Linked DNA regions of Mus musculus: region 1 is linked to region 2. A link is a loop called in an ENCODE intact Hi-C map of the cell type or tissue named here. Cell type or tissue: gastrocnemius. All regions are shown on one strand.

Region 1 (8,000 bases), 710 kb after region 2:
CCTGTACATATGCAAAAAATATAAATATATAATAAAAAAGTGAAATTTAATTTCTAAGATACTTTTTAAAAAATCCATTAAGAAGTTCCATAGATTAGAAACCTTAGTATAAAATCTCCAACATTTAGCCATGAAAAACTCAGGCAGACTTGTTCCTTAGTCATACTTTCCAAAATAGGATTTATTCTGATGGTTGGGACCTAGTACTTAGAATGCAGGCTGTTGTCTCTTTAGTCTATTGAAAGAATTATTCTGTGGGACAGTCTCAATTTCAGACTTCTTTAGCCCTTTCTTGACAGAGTAAATATGGCACACTGGCTGACAGCACACTGAGCTTATGCATATTCAATGACTGTGCATATTCATTAAGTGTCTATTGCACAGGATGACTCCTAAACACAGATGACAGAACTCTAAGTGAATAATGCAAATATTGGAAAAACTGAAATGAACACCAAACCAAAGGCGGCGGTGAGTATCTCACCAGTTCCTCTTGTCATGAATGAGTTGCATGAGCAAGGTCCGCTTGAAGAAAGGGATGCCTGAGATGTGACAACTGGGTTTCCAAGACAGTCACACATCATGGCGTCCTGCTACAGAGTCTCCAACCAGCTTGACTTCCCATCCACACTGCCCAGAAAAGTAAGGCACACTCCTCCCAATGATGCTTTAAACACACTCCAGCGATGCCAGGGAGACATTATCCAATCACCACCACTAGGGATCCTCAGGGCACCCAGGCATTCCCTCTTCAGGGTGGCTGTCCCCAACAGCAGCTGCCTGCAGTTTCAGGAGGCTAAGGTTTGATGGCATAAATAAGTATATTATAAATTTAATCCACGCACTCCATTACAGCCTTAGTGTGTTCTGCAGCTCATATGTAGAACCCAAAGTTCTGCATCTCCTGAAGGGGAGGCTGCTGCTCTCCTCTCGGCCTCCGTAGAATGCTGCCCCGTCTGCATAACGTGACAAGGCTCTCCAAGCTGAGATACATTTAATAAGCAGGAACACCCTTACCTAACATCCAAATGCGATCCGCAGGCAAGTTTTCAATGACAAATTACCATTTCATCTATAATTTAGCTGCTTAGGAAGTACAAAGAGCTGCACAGTTTCCTTCAAAAGGATCCTACCTTTTGATCTTCAATCTCTTGTTCTTTTAGCAGTCGCTCCAGGTCAGCCACATCATTATGCTTAAATAACTTAATGTCACTTCTTGATGCCTGTAATCCTTTCTGGATAGCAAAGCAGGCCGCACTGTCCCTGCAAGGAAGAGAGGCACCAAATTGGGGTTAAAGGGCCTTGTCAACATTCTCAGAAGAATGCCTGCTTGTGTAGCAGACCAGCCTCCAGCTGTTACCTGGAACACAGCAAACAGAAAGCGTTTGACCACTGTTTGCTCTTCATGCTGCACATCCTATCCACAGGACTTACTTCACTTAATCTCTTCCAAGAAACATGGCTAGCTGCATCCTGACCACTCTCAACTCATGACCCATGCTGTGCATGGCATCTGAGCTTACTCATGTGCTCCTCTTGCTAAGAACTTTGGAAAGCAATAGTAATCTCACCCTTAGTGGCAGCTCTGTTTACCTGATGGCACTTCATCGTGCTCCATAAAGAAACACTGGCAGGGGCTGGTGAGATGGCTCAGTGGTTAAGAACACTGACTGCTCTTCCAGAGGTCCCGAGTTCAATTCCTAGCACCCACATGGTGGCTCACAACCTCTGTAATGGGATCCGATGCCCTCTTCTGGTATGCCTGAAGACAGCTACAGTGTACCCATGTACATTAAATAAAAAATAAATATATAAATAAATGTCTTTTTTAAAAAACAATATTTTAAAAAGAAATGTTGGCAGTCTAGCTGCGGGCGGAACTTCCGGACAACAAGCACTGAGCATAGGCAAGCAGCACAGGGATCCGTGTAACCTAGCTCACAGGGAACCTGGTCTAACCTCACTCGCCCACCCCCCGCTGAGGGGAGGGAAGAACTTGGCCTTTGGCCTTTGAGGAATATGAGGACGGCAGCCTGCACCTTCCCTGGGAACAAGCTTCCACCCCACATGGTAACAACGAGGCAATGGGTGTTGTCAGTGGTAACACCAAGGAAATCAGACCTGTCACCGTCACCCAGTGGCAATGGAGAATCTCTGACCTTGGGTGCCAAGCTGAAGCAGGTACAAGATGGTGGCCGGCTCCCTCCCTCCCATGTCCCCAGTGTCAGTGGAAGCCAACCCAGACAGACGGCACCCCAATACTGTCATCTGCAAAATTCATGCTCCAGAAACATGACTGAGTTAGGAGGGGAATCTCAGTGTTGTTGTTCATGGGGCCGCACTTACAGCTCCCTCAGGGTATGTGACCTACAGGCAGCAGTTAGATAGAGACCCACATAACACAGAGGGGAGCCACGTAACAGGAAATGCCTAGGTTCCAGCTGAGGATCAGCTCCATCAAGTGTCCCTCATGCCACTAAGCTGACAGGGCCCAAGAAGACCTATGAGTGAACTCAAAGCAGCCAGGATAAAAAATGCTTCAATGAGCATGACCAACAAACCTGAAACAAGCCAGTTAAAACAGACAGCCAGAGCAAACAGAAGTTACAGAGGAAATCCTGCAGAGATGGAACTCTGAAAAAGAAATAGCCAAGGAGCAGAGGGAAGGGATCAGTAACCAGGAAGACATAATTGAAACGAGTCACTGCCAGGGAGAAACAGCTGAGGGGAAGAAGAGAACAGAGCTCCAGGGAGCTATGACAAGGGAGCTGGCATCCATGTCACTAGTCACAGAAGGGAACCGCAGAATGACACAAAGAACCTGGCTACAACCCTAATACAAAAACAACTTAAACCCACAGGTTAAAGACAGTGGGCAAACCCCAAACAGGTGAGGTCAAAAGAATTACAGGGCTACAGTGCATCCTCCGCAGGTTCTCGAGGCTTCAAATGCATGCACAGCTCAACTTGCTTTCAGTCATTTAGCACCTGTCTAGGTGGCCAAGGGATCACCTTCACCCATTACTGTGGTCCAAGACTCTATTCAGGGAGGTACAATAAGAAAAGCAGAGACCTGACTTCAGAGTGTAACACTGAGAAGGCACACATTCCACTGACTCTCTGCCTCAGGTCTGAGGATAACACCTGGGTAACAGAGGATGTCTTGGTGTAAGAAACTTCCGTAAGAGACAGGATCACCCATGCCAGTTGCACCGGTCATGGGTCACAAAGTCCATTTCTGCCTTAGTCAGTCCAGACTACTCTGGTAGGTGTGCTCTGGCGTGTCACCAGTGATGTGTGGGTTTAGGGCCTGTGACATCACATAGTTTGTCAGTGTTGCCAGTATAAGTATGGCCCAGGAAGCAGAGTAAATCTATGCACAATGATTATGCCATGTTGAACAGAATTCTGTATGCCGGTGACACCCAGAACAAGCTTCCTGGGCCTATGGCAGGGGCTTGTGAAAACTTACCAACCTTTCTAGGTACTTCAGATTCATCCCTACACAACCACCATCTATGAACTTGACAGGAACTTGGGCTTGGATTGCCCTCTAGTGTTCGAAGAGTGGCAATACAACAGATCACTTCTAGTACACCTCCTCTTGGGCATGCTAGTTAAGCCACTGTGAAAAGACAAGCCACAATCCTTGACTGCCCAGAACTTTCACACCATCAAGAGCTTTCAATCACTAAGACCTCGGGTTGGGCGAGCTGGCTCAGCTGTGACAAGCACTGCTGCTCTACAGAGGACCTGGGTTCAATTCCCAACAGCACACGATGCCTAGAGGACCATACTTAATCCCAGCTCTAGGAGATCTGACATCCTCTCCTGACCTTTGTGGGCACTACACTCACATGGTAGGCACTGAACACACATGGTGTGAATACATGCAGACAACACACCCACATGTTAAATAGAAATCTTAAAAAGTAAAACCTCAAAATAAGGTAGCAGAGGCTGCCTCCACAGTAATCAGTGATGAAGAGAACTCACGCAACTCACAACAGCGTTCTCAGGAAACCCAAGCTCAGAGGAAGCACGGATAAACTTCTCAGTGTTCTAACAGAAACTGACAGGAAGAAACACGGACTGTGAAGTGCTAAAAGAGCACACTGAGCAGGAAAAGAAAGTGTGGCGAGAGGCGTCAGCACCACAGAGCTCAGTCCCTGAGCTCAGGACAGGCCATTCGCAAATGGTGAAGATGGCTCACAGGAGCTTTGGGGCAGCATTAAAAAGCAAGTATCTAGGCCAATGGGGGTAGAAAAGGATACGAGAATGCCAACAGGGTAGAAAACTTCCCGAAAGGCCGGCTGCACACACAAAGGGACAGGAAGACTGAAGGTCATCATCAGTCAGATTTAACAAAGGTGAAGGTGAGGAGACGGATTTCCAGCAAACCAATGGCAGGAAGAGCCTATCTCCACCCAGAACGCCTGAAAGAGTTCTCAAGGAAATAGTTCCGCATATGCACAGAGAGGCCAATCCTGTAAACAATGAGTATAAACCAAAAAATGGGAACAAGCCCCTGAAATGATAATATTTTAGTAGGTTAAGATAGTCAGCAAGAAAAGATATAAACTATATCCCCAGAAGTGTACTTAGGGATCAGAGATGGTGCAGCAGTTAGAGTGCTTGTTTACAAGCGTGAGGACTGGAGCTTGGCTTCTCAGAACCTGTGTAAATGCCCCCTGTGAGGAGAAGAGCTCCCCAGAGCAAATCAGCTAGCCAGACTAGCCCTCAGGGAGCTCAGGTTGTCCTGAGTATGGGAGAACACTGCTAGATGACTCCAAACACCAACCCTGGGCTTCCACATACACACGCACACATGGAAATGGGAGGGGGATGCGAGAGAGCATCTCCTTACTAGCTTATCTTCATTTCCTTCCTGTCCTTATGTTTATGATGTGTAAGTTACAGTCATTGAAAACAGCTTGCTATAGTGAAAAGACAGTTTTGTAAACCTCAATGCAAGATGCTAACAACTGTTGATGCCAGCTGCATGGCCAGCAGCTTTCCCCTTGCAGTAAACAGCACCCCATGCACTCAGGAGACACGCCTGAGTCTGCAGACTTGCCGTAGCAGTCAGGGGTATCCCTACCTGGTGGCCCTTATATTCCTTTAAAAAATATTTATTTTTATTTTATCTGTATGAGTGATTGTCTGATCATACGTACATACATGACGTGTGCCTATATCCAAGGAACCAGGAGAGGGTATCAGAGATCCTGGAACTGGAGTTGCAGACAGTTGTCTGCTGTATATGGATGCCGAGAACCATGCTGGATTCTCTGCAACAGCAGCCAGCGCTTAAGCACGGAGCCACTGCCCCTGCCTCAGCTCCCATCCTTAATGAGCACTGAGGCAAGCTCAATAGAGACCTGGGGACCAGGAAGGATGGGTGATGAGGAGCATGTGACATTTCCAGGCACAGTAAGCAATGTGAGGCTGTGACCATGACTCAGCGCATGGCAGGGCCACAGAGCTGACGGGAAGGAGACGGCATGCCTCATTTGGACATCAGCAAAAGCAATCACGGTGCCAGGAGCGTGAGCCCTGCACTGTCCAGCATCTCATGGGGAAGGGTCTTGACCAGGAAAACAAGCAAAACAAAACCAAGAACCCGGGAAGATTCCTTCTTCCTTTCAGCTTATAAGTTCCATCGAGGACCTGCGGACCCTGGCTGCCAGCGCTGTGCAGTTTCTGGCGGAATGTGGTCAGGAGTGCAGGTGAGAGCGCTTACACAAAGATGATGTCCCCTCTCTTAGAGTACGCAGGAATGGCACTGGCTATGGTGGAGAAGCCATACGAGTAAATGATGGCTTCTTCGGTCTTCATAAACTTTGCCAGGCGCTCTTCTAAATCCAGATGGACATCTATTTTAAGACAAAAGTGAAAACAGTTAAACTGTCTTGTAATTCTTTTTCATTTACTAACAAATGATAAAAAGTACATAGTCATTTAATTACTGCCCCTTTCACCTTACAGACAAAATGGAATTTTAAAAATACATAATTACTTGCACGTGTGCGCGTGCGTCATAGTCCATGTGTGGTGGCCAGAGGACAACTTGTAAGAGTTCACTGTCTCCATTAGTATTTTAGCTCTGGAGAATCAAACACTTGTTTGGCAGCAAGTAAGCTTACCTACAGAGCCCAAAATGGAATAAAAAAACAAAAACAACTCCCCCCACCACCTTAGAAGATTAAGATAGCTTTGGTCTCAAAGTTCTTGTGAGACCATGAACTGAAAGCAGCTCCCTACCTCCCTAAGCCAGGTATTACCAACTGCCCCCACTGGGACGGAGCAGCTAGGCATTAAACAACTGCCCCCACTGGGAACGGAGCAGTGGCAGACCATGGAGCAGGACAGCTTTACCTCCTCAGCTCTGCCTCCAGGATCCCACACACATCGGCCTTACTTACCTAACCCACTTCATCTTCCCTTGACCTACTCTGCACAGAGACATGCTAGAACTCTTCTCCAATAGCTCAGGTTAGCACTCAGGTGCAGCAAGTGTACACTGGGGAAAGTCAAATTCACAGCACCAACAGAAACCAGGTCCTCGTGTAGACACAGCTTAAGAATGCTGGTATTAGTCCACAGAACCACAGAGGGTAGGTATAAAGTAAGGGACTAAGGGGCATAGGAAAGGGAAATAGAATAGATAGTTATGGATGGATGGGAACAGGAGGAGCAAGTAAGGAGGAGAGGAGAAGAGCGTGAGGGAGGGAACACAGGGACAAATAGCTAAATAAGGGCCATTTGAGGGGTAGTATGACAACTGTATGCAGTAGAAGCTTTCTAAGATGTATACGTATATGAAGGCAATCCAAATGAAATCTCTAAACAACGGGGGAAGGAACAGAGCTCCAGCTGGCCATCTCTTGTAACCAAATGAAGCTGCCAGTACCAGGACTGGGTTACATTTAATGGAGTTGTTGGCCAAAAGGATCCCATGGGAACCCCAAACAACCCAGGCTGTTGCTAATACTATAGGCTATTCTCCACAAACTGATGCCATGACTGATGCTAACACACAACTCATTGAACATGAAGTCTAGCTGGTGTCTACATAGAGCCTTCATTCCTATGTTCTAGCATCTTTGGCACAGGAACAAATGTACTCTTGCATGGTCCCAAAAGAAAATGTAACCACCACGCCAGTCACAACCCTCTAATCTGCAATGCTGTCCTGCATGTAAGATGGTAGCACAAAGTTGGTGGGAACAACCAGCTAATACTTGATTTGACTTAAGGCTCCTTCCATACACAACACTGCTTGAAGGGCCAAGCACCATACTTATTGATCAATCTCTTACCCAGTCATCATCAAAAAAGCTTCCTCCTATAGCAGATGGGAACAGATAGAGACCCATGTGTTAGCTGTTCTTGCCGTCAACGTGATTACATCTGGAATGAACTAGAATCCAGAAATGGAGTGCACATCTGTGAGGGATTATTTTAGCTTGGTTTGAGATGGGAGACTTCTATTCTGGATATCTGAGGCAGGAACACACACACCTTTGATCTGGATCTTGATGTGGGAAGATGCACCTTCAATCTGGGCCACACCTACTAGAAGCCTATCGAAGTCCATGGAAGAAGGAAGGTGCTGTTCATAGTCTGCTTGCCCCAGTCTTGCTAGCACATATATTTCATTCCCTCACTGGCATTGGAAACTATTTCTTTGGGATTCCAGCAGATACTGAAATGAAGACTAGCCAAGAAATCCAGTCTTATGGATTGAGCAATTACTGGATTTTGGATTTTCATCTCACAGCCAGCCATTCTTGGATTAGCTGGATTGTAGCTTGTAAGTCATCCCAGTAAATCTTCACGATACGTGTGCTTTCTCCGCCCCCCCCCCCGCCCCCCGCCCCCGCCCCACTCTATAAATTCTGTTACTCTAGAGAACCCTCATTAATACAACCCACAAGCAGACAGCACAGAGAGGTCGAGTCTCTGATTCTTGTGCCGTCTCTTGGGCACTTTTCCTA
Region 2 (8,000 bases):
TTTGAAATTGCTGTGAAGGAGGGATATGAGGAAGGGTTTGTTGTTGAGGGTTTTTATTTGTTTGTTTGTTTGTTGTTTTTTAAGAGGAAAACCATGGAAAGACCTCCCATATCTAAACAGGCAACCAAAAATTGGTCTGTTCTCCCAAGTTAATTGGCCAAAGCAACTCAAAACAATCTTCGGGTATCTGCATAAGCAAGTTACAGAAGCTAAAAAGGCAGTTAGTCATGGCATGGCAAGTAGCCAGTCACATCTGTACCCTTTAGGGTGGAGATCACAAGTCGGGGTAACTGGGAATGTATCTTCCAGGGACTGGAGTCAGAGACAAAAAACACCTAGAAGGTACCAAGATGGATGCCTGATTTGAGCCATCACACTGGGTATTAAAATGAAGCGTGAGTTCTCTTGATGCATCAGGAATGTGCCACCTTCTATGTAAATCATCACAGGAGGCGGTGCCAGAGATTGGCTGTGTTACTAGCCAATCATGGTGTTTCATGGCAGGCATACTACTATATGCATTTTGTAACTGTGGGGATGTCATAAAGCATACGTAAGCAAACTAGGGCAGCTGCAAAGTCGCCAGCTGTTACAATCTTATGAGACTGTGATGTGGATTGGGAGAAGTCACAGAATCCCAGATGTCAACTCAAGCATCTAGAACACTCTTGCCTTCCACAAACTCAGACATGTCTGGGAGCATCACTGCTTCCAAGAATCCTAACATCGAGGCTAGATGCTCCTGCTGACCACAGACAGCTCAGTACCAGAAGTCTCCCGATAGTGGTGCAGAGTTGCCACTTGCCACGTTCACCACTGCTCAGCCCATAGGGTCGGAAGCCCCATCCCTATTCTTGGGTACAGTGTATTTTGCCTTCCCCTCCATCCCCTGAGCAGGACAGACACCGTGCACGTGGTGAGAGCGTGAATCCACTGTGAGCCACTGGGCATGCTCTGCCCTACCTATGGGAAGGATCCCAGCCACCGTGATAAAGCTGTTCGGTGCTAGTGAGGCACTCGATGTTAGAAAGCTGACATTGAATGTAGCCATACATTTTTTTTGCAACGTATTTTTAATAAAGGTTCAACCTCCCCTCTAGCCCGCCACTCAGCAGAGGTAGCAGAAGATAAAAGTTATTCGGCTATGGGGGAAGTGGACCTGTTCAGCAATAGTTCTTTGGGGGGCGAGCTTGATCCTCTTGGGCAGCAGCTCAGCCCTGTAGCAAACACCAAATGTGATTCAGCAGCTGCAGACCAGTCCGCTAGGCAGGCAGACACCAGGCATGAACCAGCAGCTACAGTTAAGTCTTTTCATCGCTTGCTTTCATCGCTTGCTTGCCTCAGCATCTAACCTGTAGGCGACAGCACAGACTTGCTGGGCAAAGACTTAGGATGCACAGGGTTGGGCTCTGAACCAGACCACAGCCACAGAAATCTGTGAGTTCTAGCAAGAGCACAAACCAATACCCCCTCTCCTTGAAAGTCCAGCTTGAACGTGGGTATGGTATATTACAGCTGTGTCCATATTCTCCTCTTAAGATTTTTAGCCAAGGGACTAAGGAGATGGCTCTGTTGGTAAAGAGTTACTGTTGTGTAACTCTAGGGACCTGACTTCAGTCCCTAGTACCCATATAAAATACACCAGGCCTGGTGGCAAGTGCTTGTGGTCCCAGCACCAGCAAGGAAGATGGAGACAGGAAAATCTCAGATGCTTTCTGGTCAGCCAGCCTTGCCAACTTGACAAGTTCTAGGCAATTGAAAGACCCTGTCTCAAAAAAAAAAAAAAAAAAAAAAAAACAAGGTAGATGGTGTCTGAGGAAGGACACCAAGGTTGTCCTCTGGCCTTCAGACACAGAAGATATTCTGTACCATAGTGCAAAACTCTTCTGGCTCACAAGGACATGGATCCCCAGGATGCTATAAAATGCAGGCTTGAGTTCTGTAAGTTTAGAGCAGGAAGAGACATTTCTGACCATGCTGGAGGCAGGCGCAGTGAGCAGCATTCACCACTGCCAGGAGGCACGGCGACTTAATCATGTTTCCATGAGCCTATGGATAAACACTAATACAGCTCTCTCTTCCTTCTTCAGTGTGGAGAACAGGCCAGGATTCACAGCTGTGGAACTGAGGCTTCGCAATTACTACTACGACGTGGTTAACTAACAGCTCCGGCGCCTGTCCGTGCACACCACGGATTCCCAAGCGATCACAGGAAATTCATTCAGATGAACTGGCTCTCAGAGTTTCATCTCCCTCTGCCCGGAGTGAGAGCTAAGCTAACATAGGACTCACCCTCACAACAGGTCTGGTGCCCAGAGACAGACAAGCAGCAAGACCTTGGGGCCTGTGGAGTCGTCTCTCTGGTCTTTGTTTCCATCTGTGTGGTCTTCGCTATCGGTCACGTTTGGGAGCCATTTCCAAATTCTCTTGACATCATTCCGTTCCTCTGGGTCCAGGATTTCAGTGTCCCCTGAAGATCAGAAAAGAAAAGTGCTTTGCCACTCCAGCAAAGGACATAAAGAGAAACCTCGCTGGTGCAGTCAGCAAGCTGGAAGGTGGTTAAGGACAATGACAAGCCTGGACACTGGTTTTACTCTCAGCGCTGAGACAGAGATACTGTGTGGATGACATGCTGAGATGTGCTGGCTTGGCTGACACGCCCCTGGAGTCCACCTCCCTGCAGTCGTGTGTGTTTGCTGGAGGAGGTGTGAATAACGTTCTGTGTGGAGGCTGCCGGGGGAGGTGAGCTCCCATGATCCTCTGCGACTGAGCAGAAGTGTGTCAGGCAAGGGTCAGACTCCCCTCTCTGCAGAGGGAATGCATCCAGGACTCCTTGTTGCTGCCACTAAAAAATTGCCAACCAGCAACTTAAGGGAGGAATGGCTCATTTGAGCTCACAGTTGGAGGGGATAGGCCATCATGGTGGAAAAGACAACAGGCAGGAAAGGCTTGGTGGCATGAAAAGGAAGCTGGAAGGTCACATGGCATCCACATTCAGGAAACAAAGAATGAACAGGAAGTGGGGCCAGGCTATAAGGCCCTAAAGGCCACCTCCGGTGACCCAGTTCCTTCAGATCCATCTATCAAAGATTCCACAGGCCTCTCAGACACTGAATGCCAACAGCTGGGGACCAAATGTTCAAGCACACAAGGTGCAGTGCCAGGCAGGGGCCTTCCTGAATGATTACACAGTGTGGTATCCTGACAGAGCGGGTGAGCCATCTCAGGTCTGTCCCCTTATGAGCCCCGTTTACCATCCCAGATTCCCCCTTGGGACCCCCCTCATCTGGATCATTCCCCTCCCCCCAGGCCCTATCTCCAAACACCTAGGTACTAAGTGAACCTAGGTACTAAGTCTTCAACACATGAATTCTGAGGGGACACATTCATACTGGAGCCGATGGCAGCCTGGTGACCAAGACCATCTCAGGATGAGTTTCTGAATGGAATCTTCATTCGCCATAAAACCAGAGATGTGACCTTCCCCACAAGGAAGCCTTGCTAAGTGCGACATTGAGCTGAGGACACACAAGCTGAGAATTCCCCCTCTGTCCTCCTAGCCTTGGCTAACTACTGACCATACACCGAATGTCACCCATTCACGGCACTTTTGCTGAGGACCTAAAAGCTACAAAGGCTGCATAGCCTTCCATCTAGGTCTAGGGACATGTACAGATGGGAGCATCTCACCTTCACCTCTGAGACACTGGGACATTCACAGCCAGGGATGGTACAGGAGTCCCTGCTGGTGGTGGGCTCAATGAACAGAGACGATGGTGAAATGGGTGCCTCTCTTTAGACCAGTGGTTCTCAACCTTCCTAATGCTGAGATCTTTCAATACAGGTCCTTGCGTTGTGGCGACTCCCAACCATGAAGTTATTTTGTTGCTACATTGTCACTGTAATTTTGCTACTATGATGAATCGTAGTGTAGATATCTGATATGCAGGATATCGGATATGTAAATATCTGGTATGCAGGATATGTGAAATGAGGGCACATCCCACAGGTTGGGAACCACTGCCTTTGATAGGGAGGCACTATGCTTAGAGCATGGTTAGGAAGTATTTAGAAGCTATTGGTGTGTCTTGGAATTGTGTTAGTAGGTCAACCGTCCTGTGGAGGGAAGGAAGGGGGTGGAGGAAATCCCTGTATGTTGAATTCATTGAGCAGACCTGCAGAACACAGCCTTGGTGAGGAAGTCCCATGGGTCAGACCACCTGTAGATTTAGTCAGGAGAGGAAGGGCCACTGTATAGTTATGGAGACAGGACTGTCTGCTCTGAGCAAGAAGTTCTCTGCTGAGCTCCTAGCCTACCTTCCCTTGTCCCCAGGGCTATAGAAAGGCCACCTCGAAGACCAGGGAGCATGTGTGAGAAGTCTGTGGAGGCCTCTGCCTTCTTCCTGGCCTCTCTAGCAGTGCCTCTCCTTCCCAGGGATTTGGGACTGACCGTTATCTGGCTATGACTGAGCAGAGTGGAGGGATGGGCTTTGCCCCCCTTCAGAAAGCCGAAACCGGTTCCCATGTGCAGAGTCACATGTGGCCATCGACCAGGGCTCTCATCTGGTGAAAACTGTGTCTTACTGTCAAGATTAATTCTCTCCCCTGGGCCACTGAGGAGGGCAGATGGCAAGAGGATCCTCCCTAGAGGATTTAGACTATGAATGCCCACTAAATTTGCAAGGTCAGAAACTAGCCAAGGTCCTTCTCAGGCATCTATCCTTAACTTGGTCTCTCCACAAGCTGCCTCTGATGCTCCGAGCCCCTTCTGCCTGGCAGCTGGGCTCCCTGTGTGCTTTTACCTATGACCCTTGGTCAGCAGAGTACAAGGAGCACCTAAGCTGCCTCGCCACCTCCCACTGACTGCAAACACCACATACCTCATGCGGAACCGAATGTCTCTCCAGTAAACACCCCAGCCAGCCATTCATAAAAACCTGTCTCTGTGTGCGCTGGGACATGTCCTCCCTGTACCCCGGGCCTGCTTTGTGTGCCAGACAGTGACTCCACAGGGATGCCAGGTCTGTGATTGCATTGCTCCTTGCAGAGGGAAGCCCTCGGTTGTCCTTCTCTGGGAATGCTGCCACCCAGAGCAGCACACAGTGATTCCCTGTTATTTCAGAAATTATTTTAAATAAAGATCTACTATTAGTCTTGTGATGACCTTTACGGATGCAGACAGGAGATGATGGGATATACACCCTTGACTAGAGCTGGCCAGCATCTTCGTAAGTGCAACCTGCTTGTGAAATACTGAGCCCTCAGTCATACCACTCGCTACATTTGGGTGGGAACGCAGACTCCAGAGCTCACCTATTCTGCCGCTTCAGAAGCCTGCAAGGAGAGCCCGGTCCTGTGAGGGGAAACAACTGTGTCTGAGATTCGTAGGCTGAGAACTGACAGCCGAACTCAAACCCAGTAGAAAGTGGTACAAGGAGACCCCAAGGTGGCCAGAGAGGGCGGGGTGAGCTTTGCCACTGTCAATGAAGACAACACGAAAGCATCAGAGCAGAGAAGGTGAGGATGTAAAGGTCCCGAGCCCTGGGCTCCTCTCATTCTATAGGGAGTTATGAGCAGGCACACATACATACACTACATATAATTGCATGTGTGCATAGACAAGCATCTTATGTATGTATACACAGGAACACATACACATGCATGCACAAACGTGCATTAAAAACATGCCTGCAAATGCACACTGCACACACAGACATGAACCTGTGTACACAAATCCACAATCACATGTACATGTTGACACATCCCCACTCGCAATGCCACTTTGCCCACAGGCTAATCTGATCTTGGAAATCCCTCCATGGAGAGTCCCTTCCCAAGTGACTCTAGGCTGTGTCAAGTTCATAGTTTAATCTAAGCATGGTACAGAGAGTGTATGGTAAAGAGAACCTGAGTTTAGCCCCCAGTGCCTATGTAGAGAGGCAGTGCATTGGCACATGCCCGCAGCGCCAGCTCTGGGGAGGGAGAAGCAGATCGCTACAGCTCACTGGCCATCCAGCCTCACCCAGCACGGTTGTCACATTCCAGGTCTTATGATCCTGTCTTAGAAAAATAAAGGAGAAAGCAGCTGAAGAGAACACTCAGTGTCAACCTTCTGCATGCACACATACAAACATGCACCCCTGAACACATGCACCCCTGAACACATGCATGCACACACATGCATACATACACATGCACTGGCACACATACAAACATGCACCCCTGAACACATGCACACATGAACACATGCATGCACACACATGCATGCACACACATGCATACATACACATGCACTGGCACACATACAAACATGTACCCCTGAACACATGCACACATGAACACATGCATGCACACACATGCATACATACACATGCATTGGCACACATACAAACATGTAGCCCCGAACACATGCACACACACAAACATGCACACATACAAACATGCACACATGAACACATGCATGCACACATGTGCACACAAACATGCACATGTGAACACATGCACATGCATGCACACACTCATGCACACACACACATACACATGAGCACACACATGCACGCACGCATGGCAAAGAACGCAATGCCTCTGAACAACCTCAATTTAAGAGCATTGCCTGCACACGCATCAACACTTGTCTATCCATACATGTGGACTTGTGTAAGAGCCACAGACTTTTAAAGCTGGCAGGCTCCCACACTGTACCAATTGGTTTCCCGGTGCTGTGACAAATACCTGAGTAAAGCAACTTAAAAGGAGGAAAGGCCTGTCTTGGCAGCAGTCTCTGAGGCCTTGTTCCTGGAGTGAGGGTTCAAGCCCAGGCTCTTGGGCAGCCTACCAAGCCACATCCAGCCAATGCAGGATACAGAGGTGCAAAGCAGAGACTGGAGGTTTAGCCAATGTAACCACATCAGAGATAGGGACAAAGATGGTTGCTGACCCTCCTAAGCCCATCTTCTGGGGTCCTGGCACGAAGCTTAGGTTTAAAGAGAGGACCAGCAACATGTCCCCATGGAGGCATGCTCCCATCTGGCAACACGTTTCAGCTCCAGTCTCCCATGAGCAGCACCCTGACACAACCTCTCCCCAGGAGACCAGCTCCCCTCCTGGCTGGCACCGGGCTTCAGCCTTATCCTTCTCCACCAGCTCCTTGGTTTGCAGCTTTGCTGCTCTGATGGTCAAAGGGAGATGCGTGGGGCTCTCGCTACAGCAACGTTATTCCTGCCAGGATGGTAAAGCTGTGGGTACCTGACGCTGCTGATTTGTGTCTGTGGTGGCATAGCTTCTCACCAGAGGAGCACACCGTGGAGGAAGCTCCTCTCTTACTGTGGTCAGGAAGCAGAGAGAGAGGGAGAGCGGTTCCCAACATCTACAACAGCATTCCTGACGAACGGCTTCCCTTTCACAAGGCCCCAGATCTTTGAGTTTATTATTTTATTTGTTTGTGTGTATGTGCATGTTCACACACATGTGCACCCGCGCATGTGTGTGTGTGCTTGTGTATGTGTGTGCTATGTGTGCAAGGGTTCCTTCTGAGGACAGAAGAGAATGTTGGCACCCCAGAGCTCGTAATAGGTTGTTGTGAGCCACTCAACATGGATGCTGGGAACTGAACTCTGGTCATCTAGAAGAGCAGTATGCGCTCATAACCACTGAGCTGTCCTTCCAGCCACAAAGGACCTATAATTACCGTCCAACAAGGGCCTCAGGCATCTCTCTCTCCCTCCCTCCCTCCCTCCCTCCCTCCCTTACTCCCTCTCTTCCCTCCCCTCCTTTCCCTCCCTCCCTCCCTCCGCCCCCCACCCCCCTCTCCTTGCCCATCAGACACACACCCACACACCCCAGGGCAACAGAACCAATAATTCCTCCAAAGAAAAGAAACTTGGTATCATTTGTCTACAGCAGAGGGCGCTAGAGGACTGATTTTTGACAATGTATCACAGAAAGCTGTCTTTACAGCCACTTAATAGTTTACAGCTTTGCAAAATGAAGCCACAGGAAGA

The links. Peaks named below come from ENCODE experiments on the same cell type or tissue, not always from the same donor. Only the 100,000 strongest peaks of a DNase experiment are listed, where the experiment ranks them.
Region 1: it touches region 2 in a loop (2.5-fold over the local background); 12 of 42 quality-filtered maps call a loop at or near these places.

The regions. Positions count from the first base shown.
Region 1 is chr13:53,353,018-53,361,017 of GRCm38, forward strand. It overlaps Sptlc1 (serine palmitoyltransferase, long chain base subunit 1), which reads right to left. Exons shown (of 15, transcript NM_009269.2): 6 at 5,744-5,876; 7 at 1,134-1,263. Among named protein-coding and RNA genes, the nearest start is that of Sptlc1, 20 kb to the right of the region's middle. In gastrocnemius, a CTCF peak has its summit at 3,554 (motif pointing left); DNase peaks (open chromatin) are centred at 1,994 and 3,550.
Region 2 is chr13:52,643,633-52,651,632 of GRCm38, forward strand. It overlaps Syk (spleen tyrosine kinase), which reads left to right. Exons shown (of 14, transcript NM_011518.2): 14 at 2,091-5,160. The coding sequence ends at 2,163. Among named protein-coding and RNA genes, the nearest start is that of Syk, 51 kb to the left of the region's middle. In gastrocnemius, a CTCF peak has its summit at 7,911 (motif pointing right); DNase peaks (open chromatin) are centred at 4,951 and 7,957.